Linked DNA regions of Homo sapiens: all the other regions are linked to region 1. A link is a contact called in ENCODE Hi-C or POLR2A ChIA-PET data. All regions are on one chromosome and are shown on one strand. The core of a region is the stretch at or near the end of the contact, and the rest is flanking DNA. Distances in the headings are between cores, read along the strand shown. Region 1 overlaps L3MBTL3 (L3MBTL histone methyl-lysine binding protein 3). Region 2 holds the start of ARHGAP18 (Rho GTPase activating protein 18). Region 3 overlaps ARHGAP18 (Rho GTPase activating protein 18).

The links. A loop is a pair of places that touch in the nucleus more often than their neighbours do. ChIA-PET counts read pairs that join two places held with the same protein, here RNA polymerase II (POLR2A). Pooled maps may share reads with other maps.
Region 2: a loop to region 1 is called in a pooled map, with 1.9 times the contacts of the local background. The contact joins the promoter of ARHGAP18 here to the enhancer-like site in region 1. A Hi-C loop is called at or near these places in 1 of 50 pooled maps. POLR2A ChIA-PET finds 5 or more read pairs at or near these places in 2 of 52 experiments (GM10248 and activated CD8-positive, alpha-beta T cell).
Region 3: a pooled map shows a loop between it and region 1 (3-fold over the local background). The contact joins two enhancer-like sites. A Hi-C loop is called at or near these places in 1 of 37 single-sample maps with no recorded cell type and 2 of 50 pooled maps. POLR2A ChIA-PET finds 5 or more read pairs at or near these places in 2 of 52 experiments (GM10248 and activated B cell).

What each region holds. Positions count from the first base shown.
Region 1 is chr6:130,113,652-130,116,875 of GRCh38, reverse strand. The region is part of intron 19 of L3MBTL3 (L3MBTL histone methyl-lysine binding protein 3); the gene reads right to left. Among named protein-coding and RNA genes, the nearest start is that of L3MBTL3, 97 kb to the right of the region's middle. RefSeq lists an enhancer at 1,850-1,979. Within about 2 kb of position 1,720, at least 3 of the 41 ENCODE cell types and tissues checked have a DNase peak (open chromatin) inside an H3K27ac peak, as active enhancers do.
Region 2 is chr6:129,708,889-129,711,655 of GRCh38, reverse strand. It overlaps ARHGAP18 (Rho GTPase activating protein 18), which reads left to right and starts at 1,479. Exons shown (of 15, transcript NM_033515.3): 1 at 1,479-1,632. The coding sequence starts at 1,520. RefSeq lists a silencer at 1,126-1,205.
Region 3 is chr6:129,670,555-129,673,492 of GRCh38, reverse strand. All of the region lies in intron 1 of ARHGAP18 (Rho GTPase activating protein 18), which reads left to right. Among named protein-coding and RNA genes, the nearest start is that of ARHGAP18, 38 kb to the left of the region's middle. RefSeq lists a silencer at 422-561. Within about 2 kb of position 1,437, at least 22 of the 41 ENCODE cell types and tissues checked have a DNase peak (open chromatin) inside an H3K27ac peak, as active enhancers do.

The DNA of each region.
Region 1 (3,224 bases), core at 471-2,970:
AATTATTGTCAACCTAAACATTTCCTGACCTGCTTTCCTTGATCAACATTTTTCATTATCAACAATTTCGTTTCAAAAGAGGGTACAAGCTGCTTAGGCGCAAGTGTGCGATTTTTTTTTTTTAAGAGATAGATCTCACTCCACTGTCCAGGCTGGAGTGCAGTGGTGCCATCATTAGCTCACTGTAACCTCAAACTCATGCTCAAGTGCTTCTCCAGCCTCAGCCTCCCAAGTAGCTGAAACTACAGGCATGCGCTACCATGCCTGGCTAATTTTTAATTTTTTTGTAGAAACAGCGTGTCACTATGTTGCTCAGGGCTGGTCTGAATTTCTGGCTTCAAGCAATCCTCCTGCCTCACCCTCTCAAAGCATTGAGATTACCCACACTGCAGCTGGGTGCATGAATCTTAACATGGAGGAAGCAGCCCAGCAATAGTGGTTACACATATGATCTTAGGAAGTGAAGAGATCTGGTTTAAATTTCAGTTCTGCTACTCACTAGGTTTACACGACCATCAGCAAATTACTTAATTTGTCTAATTCTCAGTTACATCATTGGTAAAACAAGGATAATAAATCCTTTACGTCAGAGGGGCATGTTAAGAATGAAATAAAATAATGTATAGAAAGCACTTAGCACAGAGCCAGGCACTTAAGTAGGAGCATGATGCACAGCAGCTATTCCTAGTTATAAATTACTTATATTGTAGGATAAAATTATCTACTGACACCTGTTGTCTTTAACTAACCTTTCTTCAACTATTAAAATAGCTTTTAGAGTAATGGTTCCAAGCACAGACTACAGTCAGACTGTCTGGGTTATAACCCAGGTCTGCTACGGACTAGCTATGTGGCCTCTAACCAAAGGAGGTTCCATGTTTGTAGAATGAAGGTGTGATGATAGCAACTACACCACATAAGGTATCATGAAGATTAAATGCACCCACATAGGTAAAAGCACCTAAAAAAAAGTGCATGGAAAACAGCAATTTCTCTTGGAATTTCAGAATTTTCAAGAAGCCATTTACTGCAATATTTCTTTAGTTGCAATTCAATACAATTCAATTCAATTCAATACATTTCAGTTGTATTGAATGGAAATACAATCATAGTGAAATCTTACTCAAGAATACTTTTGGTTTTTAATAAAGACAGTGGAATCCACTTGAATGGAAAAATGTATTCTTTATGACTCAGTATTTTCTTTTTCTCTGTAATTATGTGTCACTTTTTAGAGGTCTTACTGTCTTAATCTAATTATGCTTTGTGATAAATATTAGTAAAACAGACATTAGAATGGTAAATGCATAGGATGGCAGTTGAATATGTGCAGCTGTATTTCTTCAAGTCTGTTTGTCATATAAAAACAATTTCTAACCAATTACGTTTCAATTAGTTCCAGTCTGTTAAAAAATATTGAAAAACAAATTATTTTGCCCCAATTTAGGGATTTATCGATTTCCGCCACCTCTTTAAGTCCAGCAGGAAAGGAGGCAGATGCAGATTGCCATGTAGATTGAAATATTTGCCAACCAGGTTAGGAAGCTCGGATTGACAGTTATTGCTGGCCCAGCATCAGAGACATGGCTACCTTGCGGCAGCTCAAGTGTGAAAGTTCACTCCTTAGTTTGGCTTGGTTTAAAATAACGCCACCCTTCTCTTTTCAAAATAGCTTATTCTAGTCTCATGGGGCCTTTGCAGAACTGAAAGAGACTTGTACTTCCCCAGTAACAAGCGGGGAAGATGACTACCAGAGAGCTCTAAAAAATGTAGTTTTTCTGTTTTGGCCATCAAAAGAATGTCTCTTTGCATGCTCCCAGCATTTTTTTTTTTTTTAAGTTTCTGAGCTGTGACTTACTCGCAGGTAAAAACATAAGGGAATGAGAATCTCCACATTCTCTAAAGAAAGTTTAAAAGAATACTTGAACTGCCTCCAAAATGCCTCGTACAAATGAAGAGCGACTGTACTTGAGGAGCTTCAGGTCAAGGAGATCACCACCTTCGAAGGGATTCAGAAAAAGATGGCAAATAAAACCAGTGGGACTTGGGACTAAAACTTCTGCAACTATGAGTAACATTCAAATAAAGAGTTTTTAAAATTAAATTCCTTTTGAGATGATACAACAGCAACGGTTTTACTGAATTATGTTTTCATAAACATCACCCAGGAGAGGTAAACATGGTTTACTGTGTATCTAATGAATAAAAACATTTTGGTTAACAGGCCTATTTAATTATAATTTAGCATAAGGACCATACGCTAGTGAAAGAATACAATAAAAGGAATATAATGAATAAATGAGGTGGGTATTACCAAGATAACAAGGAAAAACCCTCCAGAAAAACTCAGCAATTAATCCTCTTATTAAATGAAAAGCCTTAACGAATAAGGTGAGGTTTGGGAAATAAAGATGATGTCTCTTAAGAGTGAGACTCTATTACTTTGTTGTTGTTGTTGTGGAAAAGAGAACAGATGTCACCGCTTTTCTACTCTACAGAAAAGGGTTTCCTGAGTCAGAAATTGGTGATATTCAAGGAGATAGAGTAAGATCCTGTTACAATATTGTTCCAACAACTTCACAGGCATATAGCAATAACACAGTCATCTTATCCCTGCACTTTGAATGGCTGCCTTGGTGTCACAGTGGTTGGCATCAGAACTGTGAGTGTTTTAACTAAACACTAAGCTACTCTTTGGGGTACATAAACAACTACACAGATTTAACTCAAGTTCTCAAGAGCTAGAATAGGAAAACACTTCCAGAGCTCCTAATTCATACCTGGAAGCCCATCAACAAAAAGGGAGAAGAGGTTTTACAATAGCCAGAGAATGCCTAGTCATTGAAATTACTTTCGCCGATATTCAACATGAAGCTCTCGGCCCAGAAGACCTCATGGGGCAAAAAACCAACTTCCCAAGGTTTACTAATTAACTTTTGTAATCTTTTAGAATGGTTGGCTCTAAATTGATTTTATTCTATTTGATGTGATAGTTTTGCAAAGCAAATAGATTTATATATGCTTTTAGCTTCATACTTTATGTTAGCTTGCTTTCCTATCTGTTTAACAGGGTACAGACTCGGCTTTCGGTGTGACTAGCAAAATTGGATTCGTGCTAAAAATATAAACCAGATTGATGTCTGCAATTCTTGCAACCGCTCTATGTAGTTCTCATAGTGGAAACACTGGTCTTACAACTTGAGAAGCCATTTTAATGGCCTATA
Region 2 (2,767 bases), core at 230-2,729, 400 kb after region 1:
TGATAAGGTATAAGCAATAAGTTTATGTAATGATGGAATTGGAAACTTGTTCAAGAGGAATTCTAGAGAGTTGAATGAATCATAAAAATCTAAAAAAACCTTCAGACTACTGGGTATGTCAGAGTAGAAGCCAGGCGTGGTGGCTCATGCCTGTAATCTCAATACTTTGGGAGCTTGAGCCAAGAGGATTGCTTGAGCCCAGGAGTTCAAGACCAGCCTGGGCAACACAGTGAGACCCTCCCTCTCCACAAAGCATAAAAAAATTAGCTGGGCGTGGTAGTGCATGCCTGTGGTCTTAGCTATTGGGGAGGCTGAGGCTGGAGGATTTCTTGAGCCTGGGAGGTTGAGGCTGCAGTGAGTTACAATCACCACTGTACTCCAGCCTGGGTGACAGAGTGAGACCCTGATTCAAAAACAAACCAAAAAAGTGATTTTTTTTTTTGGAGGGGAGATGGGGAGAAAGAACAGAGCTGTCTTTTGTGTTTATGATAATTTTGATCTTGTTTCTTAATCTGCAAAACAAAGAAGAGCATACTGGTGAAAAATAAAAGGAATGTAGCCTAGAATTCTGTTCAAATCCAGCTTCTGGCACTAGCAACTGTGTTATCTTAGTGAAGTTACTTAACTCGTCCCTCAGCCTTACTTTCCTTGTGTTATGTATAACACAGATGATAGTGATACCTATCTTGTACGGTGTGTGTGTGTGTGTGAGAGAGAGAGAATTGAATGGAATGAGATAATACATGTGAAACCCCCGTCCATGAGAGCTTGGCATATAGTAGGTGCTCAACAAATGGCAGGGACTTCTCTTGTTCTCAGCAATAACACTTAACAGAGCATTGGTAGGTCTATCCCTTTTTGGTGCTGAAAAATATTTTGCTAAAACAAGACGTATATTTGAGATTGGCTTTATGTGAAAGACGACGACATTCCAGGACACACAATTTTTATGAGGGCATTTTTAACCGGACACAAGGATCAAGCCTTTCTCGTCGTCTGGATTGCAGAGTTTTGCCGCGGGTTCGTTGTTTTTTACTATGGCTAATTTTAACGCTGAACATGAAGGGGTTAAGAAATGCCTTTACTCATGTTACATTAAGTAGCAGAAATTATAAGATAGAGGAATTGGGGAGGGAAAAAAAAAAGCCTTGGCAGCAACTCATGGTTTCCTAAGTAAGACGGCTTGTAGTTACAGTGATGAGTTGAATATACGTTCTGGCAGTTTAATCTGATCAGACTAACTTGGGGGTGGGTGCAACCCGTCGCTTCCACCCTTCGCCTCCTTTAACCAAAGCCGCCCAGAGTGCAATTGTCCAGAGTTGAAACCATGCTGTGAGTTGCAGCTTCTAATTGGAGAGGCAGGAAGCCCTTCCCTGGACAGACCCCGCCCCTCCCCGTGTGAATCGCCAGCCTGCGGGGAGGAGCTGGCCAATGCTAATGAGCGAGTTGCCAGGCGAGACAGGAACTTCTTTCCCCTTCTCTGTGTCAGGATCGCAGAAAGTATGTCCCTTCTCTCACCATGAGCTGGCTCTCCAGTTCCCAGGGAGTGGTACTAACAGCCTACCACCCCAGCGGCAAGGACCAGACCGTCGGGAACAGCCATGCAAAGGCAGGGGAGGAAGCCACCTCGAGGTAAGCCTTCGGAAGCTGAAAACAAAACAAAACCCTCTTACCTGCTCCAGGAAGAAAGTGACAGGGAAGTTGGCGTGGGGAGAAGGGAATTCCATCTGCACGTCGAGCCTGAGCTCGTGCAGCAGCAGTAGCAACGTTTGGCGTGATTTTTATGTACTTTTCATCTCACCTAGTCCAAGTCTGAAATAACCCATATGATTACTGGTGAAGACAGAGAAGAAGGAACTGGGGAGAGGGCTATATGGGCTGTCAGACTAGCTATTTAGCAGGTGCATTTGCACATGCTGAAAGATCAAATAGGTCTATCTGAAACACTTCCTTTCCTATGAAATGGAATTCTTGAATGGGCTCAAGGCACTGCCACTGGAACTGTTCGCTGGGAAAGTCTGCCAAAAAGCAGGGAGGCTGTTCACTGTACTGTACAAGCTGTTGTTGTTAGAGTGTTTTTTTTCCCCCCTCTCTTTGCTGAAAGCAAACCTCTTAGGCAAAAAGCCCAAGACACTGGCCTGTGGCAATATGTTTCACATTCTTTTGTGTATGTGGATTTTTTTTCCCCCAGGCTTTCAAAAAGGAGTTTTTGTCAGGAGATAGCACTCTGCTGCTGGAGTGAAATGTGGTTAATGTTAAATCACTTTATAGGCAGAGAGGGCAAATGTTCTATAGACCACTGAGGCGCAAAGGGTACCTTTCTCCCTATCTGTGTACTTTGTTCCATTTTCCAAGGGCTTTTTTTTTTCTTTCTCTCCTTAATGACCTTCTCACTAGCTGAACATTTTTACCTCCATCAAGATATAAATAGTAAATATTGGCCTAGAAGATTGCAAGAAGCAAATACTAACCTAATAGCCTAGAACACTAAATTAGTTATCGGTAAGCACATTTCCTCCTCAATGCTTAATGTGATAATAAAACCTTCTTTGTTCTTATGTGACTTATGCCTGTGCCTTAAGCTGAAATAATGCTGCCTTTCATTTGTTTTAAAATCTCCAAATATGAGGGAGGGAGAAAAATCAAAGGAATGGCTGTAATACTCAGTGTTAGACTCCCAGCTGACGGGAACTGTTTCTCACATAGCATCCACAGTATGTATTTCATTGAATGAATTCATTTCCAAAGATAAAAAAGATTTGGTGCT
Region 3 (2,938 bases), core at 188-2,687, 440 kb after region 1:
TTTCCTTTACTCTATCCTTCCTATAAAGAGAAAAAACACTTTTAAAATAAACCTGGTTTGAAACCAAAATGCTGTACAACTTAACCTTCATTTGGGACATTGATTTGGCTACTCTATTTAAGACTTTTTTTTTTTTTTTGGCATGACTATTTTGTCCTGGGAAGCAAGCTGCAGATGGCTTTTGACTTGGGGAAAAAAAAATGAGAAAGAAATTAACAAGGGAAATAGGAACTGGATATTTGTATTAATTTCCATGTAGTATGAAAATACGTAGCAAACAAAAATATTTCCATTTTTAAGCACTAGATGAAGGACATTGTGAAGCATAATAGACTTATCTTTCTAAAATTTATGCAGAAGCATATTTTTAAAGAAAAACAATTCTGATCTTTTGAAAGGTCTGTAAATGCTATGAAATGAGTCATTGGTGTATTCAAAAGAAACTGGGCAGGAAGTGGAGAGACCCATGTTTCAGCTTTCTCTGCAGACAACTGGTTATATCACTGGAGACTGCTTGCTCCCTTCTCTGAGTTCCAGTTTCTCCATCTGTAAAATAAAATGACTTGACTAGGTAATCTGTAGATTTCTTTCTTCTCTGAAAGTCTGTCGTTGTTAATAAGTTGAGAATTCAGAGATTAATATGTGCTAAGGTCTTGAAAGCTTTACTGAGGATATTAACAAGAACCAGATTTTGAAGGAAATATGTTTTTTGAGAAAGAGGGCATTCTTCTTAGCCATAGAGCATGAACAAAGACATTATTGGAAGGAGCATCCTCATTATTTATTGCCTAATTATTATAAAAGCAAAGTTGTTTCCTATAGGTTGATTGAATTAGGCATTAGCTCAGCATACTGGGGACAGCCATTGGAAAAAAATGTTTAAACAACTAGAACTACACTGAATAGAATCGTACTGTGTTTGGTGAGTAGGAAGTATTGCAAGCCTGTGTAGATATGGAACTTAATATACGTCACACTTCTGTGTAGTAAGGACTAAGGAAAAAGCCAACAGTGGGTGTCAACCAAGACCCATGTTACACATAATGGGTAATGTTGAGGGAGCAATGCTGAATGAGTTCTCTTGGGTGCTGAGTTGGGAGTGGGAAGGAAGGAACTGACATAAAGGGATGGAACTGGAAGGTCCCAGAGACAGTGAGGAGGCTGTGCTAAGTTAGAGATCTTTGTGATCTGAGTTAAGGCCAAGGTTGTGGCCACATTAGTGAGACTTGATGTACCGTGGAGAGTAAGGTTGGCACACACAATTCAGAAGAACCTGGGATGGGTGGGGTCAGAGGGACACAGACGGTTAAATTTGAATGGCGATGATTGCAGAGGACATAGATGAAAAATCTGAGCCAGGAGTAGAAGAAAGGGGAGAGGAAGCGTGTGTGTGTGCGCGTGTACGTGTGGGTGGTGATATGAGACTGGTTTCTGGAACCCACTTTGTCATGGTTTGTGACCTGTTCCTGCTGTGAGTGTTGTAATCACTTAACCTCTCCGAACTTCTGTGTTCTCAGAGGCAAAATGGGGTGAACTAGATCAGTACTTCTCAGTAGTGCCCTCTAAAGGGTATTTTGAGAATTTGTGGGGGTGTTTTATGTTGTCCCATCATTTGCAGGGCAGGTTCCAGCTGTGTTAGACATTCTACAATTTCAGGACAGACTTGCCAAACAAAGAATTGTCTGGTGTCTAGAATGACCTATTTGGCATTCCTGAGAAGATGTCATGTACAAGTCAGTCTCACCTCTGCTTAATCTAACTCAAGTTTTTTATTTTTTATTTTTAGAGACAGAGTCTTACTCTGTTTACCCAGGCTGGAGTGCAGGTAAACGATCATAGCTCACTGTAGCCTCTAGCTCCTGGGCTCAAGCAATCCTCCCACCTCAGCCTCCCGAGTAGCTATTAATAGAACTATAGGCTCACATCACTGCACCTGGGTAATTTTTAATTTTTTTTTATAGAGATGAGGTCTTGCTTTGTTGCCCAGGCTGATCTTGAACCCCCAGGCTCAAGCAGTCTTCCCACTTTAGCCTCCCAAAGCACTGAGGTTATAGGCATAAGCCACTGCGCCTGGCCCTAATTCACATCTTCATTTGTGAAGATGAACACACGTGTCCCTTTATCCTTTTAATTTTTGTATTTCTCATGCAGAATGTTTTCTGATCTTATTTTTTTCCAAATGTGAACTCATTCTATAGGTAAATATAATAAACAGTTGACCACTTCATTTTATGTCTGTTAGTGTCCAGGCACATATTGAGAAACCTATTTTAAATTATTTTCCTTTATTTCTCCTTAATATTATCATAAAGGGCATATGCATACACACAGGATTATGTATAGATAAATTACTTGAACTTTACTTCAGAATCATAAAGGTGAAGATTATAAAATAGGTATTAGGTTAAAGACAAGTGTGTTAAGGTTGACAGCCACTGAACTAGAGGGTGTCCATGGCTTCTAACTCCTGACATCTCTAAGATACTGTAACTGCAAATGTTATGATTTGAAGAGGTAGGTTTTCTATCTTGGGAAGGGCTTAGTACTGGGAAGTGTTAAAAACTGACATCAGATTGGGAATTGGGTAAAAGTCAGCTACTTCTTGGGACTCCAGGAAGGCCTGAGGAAGTAGAGATCTGTGTGGAGGGGAGGAACCTGAGGGGGTCTTGACGGGGAGCTGGGTTCCTGCTGATGCCAGCAGGTGAGAATAGGGGAGCAGAGCATTGTGATTTGGCAGCTCCTAGAGGAGGGGAGTAGGCTGAGAAAGTCTTGGTGGGGGGAGGCAGTAAAAAAAAAAAAAAAAAGAGTTACGACTTCACATACTTTTGGTGAATCTGAATGAGTCTCCTTTTGATGCGAAGTAGGTGGTATAAGAGACTTTTCAAATAATTTAACTGTCCACCAACGTAGCCTTCTCTTCAGGCAGTTTGTTTTGCTT